2 separate regions of the Homo sapiens genome follow, and region 1 is linked to region 2. A link is an interaction called in ENCODE POLR2A ChIA-PET data of the cell type or tissue named here. Cell type or tissue: MCF 10A. All regions are shown on one strand.

What was found. ChIA-PET counts read pairs that join two places held together with the same protein. Peaks named below come from ENCODE experiments on the same cell type or tissue, not always from the same donor. Only the 100,000 strongest peaks of a DNase experiment are listed, where the experiment ranks them.
Region 1: POLR2A ChIA-PET joins it to region 2 with 8 read pairs; 4 of 35 experiments call an interaction of 5 or more read pairs at or near these places.

Annotation. Positions count from the first base shown.
Region 1 is chr17:28,948,004-28,950,503 of GRCh38, forward strand. PHF12 (PHD finger protein 12) reads right to left here. Exons shown (of 15, transcript NM_001033561.2): 2 at 2,062-2,243. Among named protein-coding and RNA genes, the nearest start is that of PHF12, 2.3 kb to the right of the region's middle. RefSeq lists enhancers at 776-1,396, 1,217-1,316, 1,397-2,016 and a silencer at 1,547-1,806. In MCF 10A, no CTCF peak of the experiment used is centred here; a DNase peak (open chromatin) is centred at 1,278.
Region 2 is chr17:29,256,830-29,259,329 of GRCh38, forward strand. It overlaps NUFIP2 (nuclear FMR1 interacting protein 2), which reads right to left. Exons shown (of 4, transcript NM_020772.3): 4 at 1-2,500. Among named protein-coding and RNA genes, the nearest start is that of CRYBA1, 11 kb to the left of the region's middle. In MCF 10A, no CTCF peak of the experiment used is centred here; a DNase peak (open chromatin) is centred at 1,142.

The DNA of each region.
Region 1 (2,500 bases), 310 kb before region 2:
CAACTTGACAAGACTTTAGACTCGTCTAATTAAAAAATTCAGAGGTTAGGTTTTAGAGTTTAAAAGCCCAATCTCAGGCAAAACAGACAGCACACTTTTCCCATGCCTGAGGTTTCTAATAAACAATTTCAGCTTTATCAAATAAGAGAGCTTATCAAATTCTCACTCAACATGCATGTCAGCAATCATGGTTAACACCAATTTCATCCTAGGAGTAGGACGTAAGCCCACATTTTAAATCAAGAAGTCTACAACTCAGTCCTGGTATACATACCAAACAAACACACTAAAAAAATGTAAGCAACTGGGAATAACTGGTAAGCAACACAACGTATATTCAGGCACAAATTTCTCCTAAGAATAGCAAAAGAAATGTGACCAGAAATATCTTCTCCAGGTGGATTACACCTTATAGGAAGTAAAGGCTAAAAACCACAGACCCTTAGTCACTTCATAATAAAAATTTTAAAGCCAGCAGCAAAACTTCCTCTACGATAATCATTTTTGTCCCAGCAATTTTACAAGCTGGGATGGGGTGCCCTCCTGGGCAAAAGTATCTTGGGAATGGTAATGGGAGTTTCCTACATAACTTCTGACCATAAACTTAATTTGCTCAGTATCAGTCATCTGTCTAATAAGTGTTCCCAAACCTGCAATTAGTACAAATATACAGTAGACACTACTCCACAAACCGAGAGATGGAACGTGAATGGAACTGTTGAGAGACCTTCGGTGAAATTTCACTTAAAACAAAATAAAAAGAGGGCTAAAAAAGGCAACATCAAACAACTGGTGGGAACACAGAACAGCCCCCTTTTCCTCTCTCCAGTCTGGCTCCTCTCTCAAACCCCTGCCTCAGTCAACTGTTGCAGAACAACAGAACGAGACCCAGTAGAACAAGACGAAATCTGGGTTTGCTGCCGCAGATGTGGGATTTTTGTGGAGGGCAGAGGTGATTTCGGCCGGCAGAAGATGGAGTTTAAACTCTTCTTTGCCGGATTGTCCTGGGCTGAGCCGCTGAGGAGGATCACGCAGCGGGCGATCAACTCAGGTCCCTCCCTCTCGGTTCGGTCTCTCCCCTCCTCTCATGTCCAGTAAGGGGGAAAAAGCGTACGGCTTTCCAGCTCTCAGCTCCTTAAAAATGCCTTTCTAGTGCCACCGCACACAATCCTCCCTCTGGCAGCAAAGAATTTTGCAGCGAAGGGCTCGCCGATCCGGAGCGGAGAAATGAAATCGGCGCCCAAGGGCAATTTTAATTGTCTAACCCGGCCCGATTTCCTAAGAGGCAGCGGCGCCGGGAGGGAGGAGGGAAGAGGGAGGAGGAAGGAAGGCAGCTCTGAGAGGCAACAGGGGGCAAGCGGAGGCAGAGAAAGGGGATCAAAGCGGCGAGATCCCAGACGGGGCCCCCGAGGAGCTTCTGCAGAAAGGACTCTGGGGCTGTCCCCACCGTTCCCCCGAGAGACGTTTGCAAATCATATATGCAGCCAAAATGGCGCTGAGAATAAAAATATAATTTAAAGGCAGGTCGCCATATTGTAAACAGAGAGGCAAAGAAGAGGCGGACTCGAGAGACACCCTCCACGATTTTTTCTACAGCCACAAGCGCCCGGTTGCCGGGGTCTGGACCAGGGCAACTCAGGTGGCCGAGGGCTCCACGCACCCACCCCGAGGAGATCCCGGCCGGGCAGGAGCCCCGAGGGCAGCGGGCGCGCGGGCAGGCAAGCGGCACTGGGCCCGGAGCTCCTCCCCTTCCTCCCCCGCCACTGCCGGCTGTCCCCGGCCGGCTCTGTCCCGGCTCCCCAGCGACTTCCAATCCCATATGGGGTTCTCTTCACTCGTCCCAACCCCCACCTCGGGGTCCGGACCCACCGCTGCTCCTCCCCGCTAAACTGCCAGAACCCGGCGGACACCTGGGGGCGGGGAGGTGCTCGCCCCGGCAGCTGCAGAAAGTCAGCTAGCGGCTGCAAGCGCCCGTTATTTCGGCAGTCAGGGGCAGGCCGGGTGAAGGAATGCGCAGAGAAGGGTCCGCCAAGAAGCTCCAAAAGGGTCCCCAGACCTTACCAGCACTGGAGGTGGAAGGCAGCCGGGCAGTGGTCGCAGCACAGGAGATCTCCACCTTCCTTGCAGCTATCGCAGCTGTCGTGGTTGGTGGCCCTGCCGCTTCTCCGGGGCTCCTTCTCAGGCTTCCGACTGCGCTTTTCTGCCTCGTCCGTCTTGGGGGGAGCCAGCAGAGCTTGGATTTGCTGCACACACATACAAACGGCGTGTGTGCACACTCGGAGCTCCCGGGCGGTCCGTCGCCCCCCCGGCGCGGTTTCTCCGTCACCCACCCCTCTCCCCCCTTTTGTCCTTCTTCCTCCCATCCAGGCTGCTCCCAGAATCTCTCAGCCCCCGGAACCAGGGGGAGCCCACCCTAACCGCGTTCCTGCAGCACAACAACGAGAACAGCTTCTTCCAAATGGGGAGGATCAAGGGTAGGGGGATGGGAAGAGGGTGCGCG
Region 2 (2,500 bases):
ATTTTTTAAAAGATACACGTTATCTTTAAAACAACCAGTGCTTTGATCTTACAAACAACTGAATAATTCTAATCTCAAGCCAGTCAATTCAGTAAACCAAATTTATGCTAAAGCAATAAAGGTAAAAGCCTATCCTACCTTTAAACCAGCTTTAAGACAAAAAATCGTCACCAAGTTCCATATGACAAAAAAGGGTCTTTCAGTTTGAATTACTTTCCATTTCTATTTGATCAAATAAACCAAAATATTACTAAGGAAGAGCATCCAATGATTTGTAAAGCTGATAAAACTGCCCTGTTTCAAGAAAAGCTCTTTAATAGATACAAGTCAAGCTCTCGTTTAAATTGAACTTTATTAAAATAGGTGCCAGTTTTCCTCTCTCCTAGTTCCACTGATGAGCTAGCCCAGAACTATGTAACTTTGAGCCAAGTTTCCAAAGATGGTAAAGCTAACAACAGCAAAGTAGTAAGGACAAATCGGTCACTTTTGGTAATGACACACAAATTAAACTTTCAAAACATGTGCATAGCTTTATTCATCTACTTAGATCTAACCTTTTCACGGAGCTTCGGCAAAATTCGAGTGTGCAAAATGCATTTCTAAAACGTAATGCAAGCAAAGCTTTCACATTTACACTGGCAGGAAATACAGAGAGAAACTAACAAGTCACATTAGGGAAAATTCAGATCTTTTTTTTTTTTAATGACAAGAATTGCACAGTTTATTATTTTGAGACAATTGTTGCAGACATAAATATTTAAAATTTTCTAAGCAAGGTGCTTTTAACAAAATTTTTAAAGTTGGAAAGAGCTGATAACTTGGATCATAGCTCACACAGAATTCCAAATTAAAGTGGACTCCATTATCTCCCTATATTTTGCAAACAATGCTTTGTATAACACTTCTTTAAAACACTAAAAGAGACAGCAAGCTGAAACTTTTTTCAAAGCACACAAGAAATGTTTACTTGAAGAAGGTGCTGAGGGGAGAAGGGAGTGAAGAATCCTTTTACTATTTCCCACTACAGGACAGCCACTAACAGACTAAGAACAAAAAAGATACAACAAAAAAAGTAAATCACTTCCCCAGCTTATAAAATAGTTCCAGTTTCGCAAGATCTGTAACTTTAAACAGAGAGCACCAGTTGGGCAATAGAATGAGCATTTCATACTGCATAAAAATTAGTGAGGTGGTAAGAACCATCGACTATCTCAGGCATTACTACATGGCGTTTCCAATTTTTTTTTTTTAATATACATGCAAGGCACATTGATATAAAAATAGATCTCTGGCCAACAAATATATTAAATAAGCAAATTAAAATTTTGGCTTTGCGATATTGGCAACATCAAAATATAACCAGATAGCTTTGGCCCACACATCTTTCTCATTCCTCCACCTCATTTGGTGTTTCCCACCCATTATTTTGGGTTCAATCACCTTCAAGTTTGGGTATGTGCTTGAGAAATGACTTTTCTTCTTGTCAAGTAGCATTCACTAAAGTTTTCCTTTGCTAAGTAAAAAGACAAGAGAAACAGCTGGAGTTTTGATTGATTTGATTTAAACTAAATCTGATTGGTTCAGGGCAGCACTATTTCCCCTCTATATACAAACAAAAAATAAGTCCCCAGCTTACATAGACAAATGTTTTCTAAAAGATCAGCAACAAATCAATGACACCACGTCCTTTAAGCCATTCTTCCCAATTCCTCTTTCTGAGGCAGAGAGAGGGAATAATAGAAACAAAGCTAAGATTTAAACTATTTTCAGTAGTAGAAGACATTTAAGGCCAAAAAGTGTACTATTAACAGAATTCTTATATTCCTAAGTTATTGTCCTTCATAGGACAATATCAGCTAAGAATTAGTTACTTGTATTGATTCCCTCCCAAAAAGAATTTTATAATTCATTCACTCTTGTTAGTGGCTGTGCTACAGGAAAGGTATCAAAGCAACCTATGGTATATGTATGGTATATAGTAATGTAAAAAGTGCATCACATTCTTGATTTTCAGTTTCTCATAGCAGCAGGATTAATCTAAGACAGAAAACAGTTGTATTTTCATTCTTAAAATGCAACAATATCTAATGAAATGTATTCAAGATCATGAAAGGATCCTCCTCTATGAAGGATAAATGAAAACAGATTAATAATAGACAAACAGGGTAAACTAAAGGCATTCATTCATATTTACATATTAAAACCACTTTTGTTAACACCAAATCTTTACATCTAGCAAAAGAAATAAGCATTTTAAGAATAAAGCAGACATCACTAAAGCAGTATCCATTTTCAGAGCCTTTGATTAGCACCTGAGGAAAAAAGGGTACATGGAAAGCTATGTAATTTGCCCTCAAGTTAATTTGTTGGTCTGAAGAGTACAACAACTTTGATATGCACTGAAAGTAAAACTAAATTGGAAAATAAATGTTTGTAGTTAGTTTAATAAGGCTGTAGAAAAGAGATACTTGGCCGGGCACGGTGGCTCACACCTGTAATT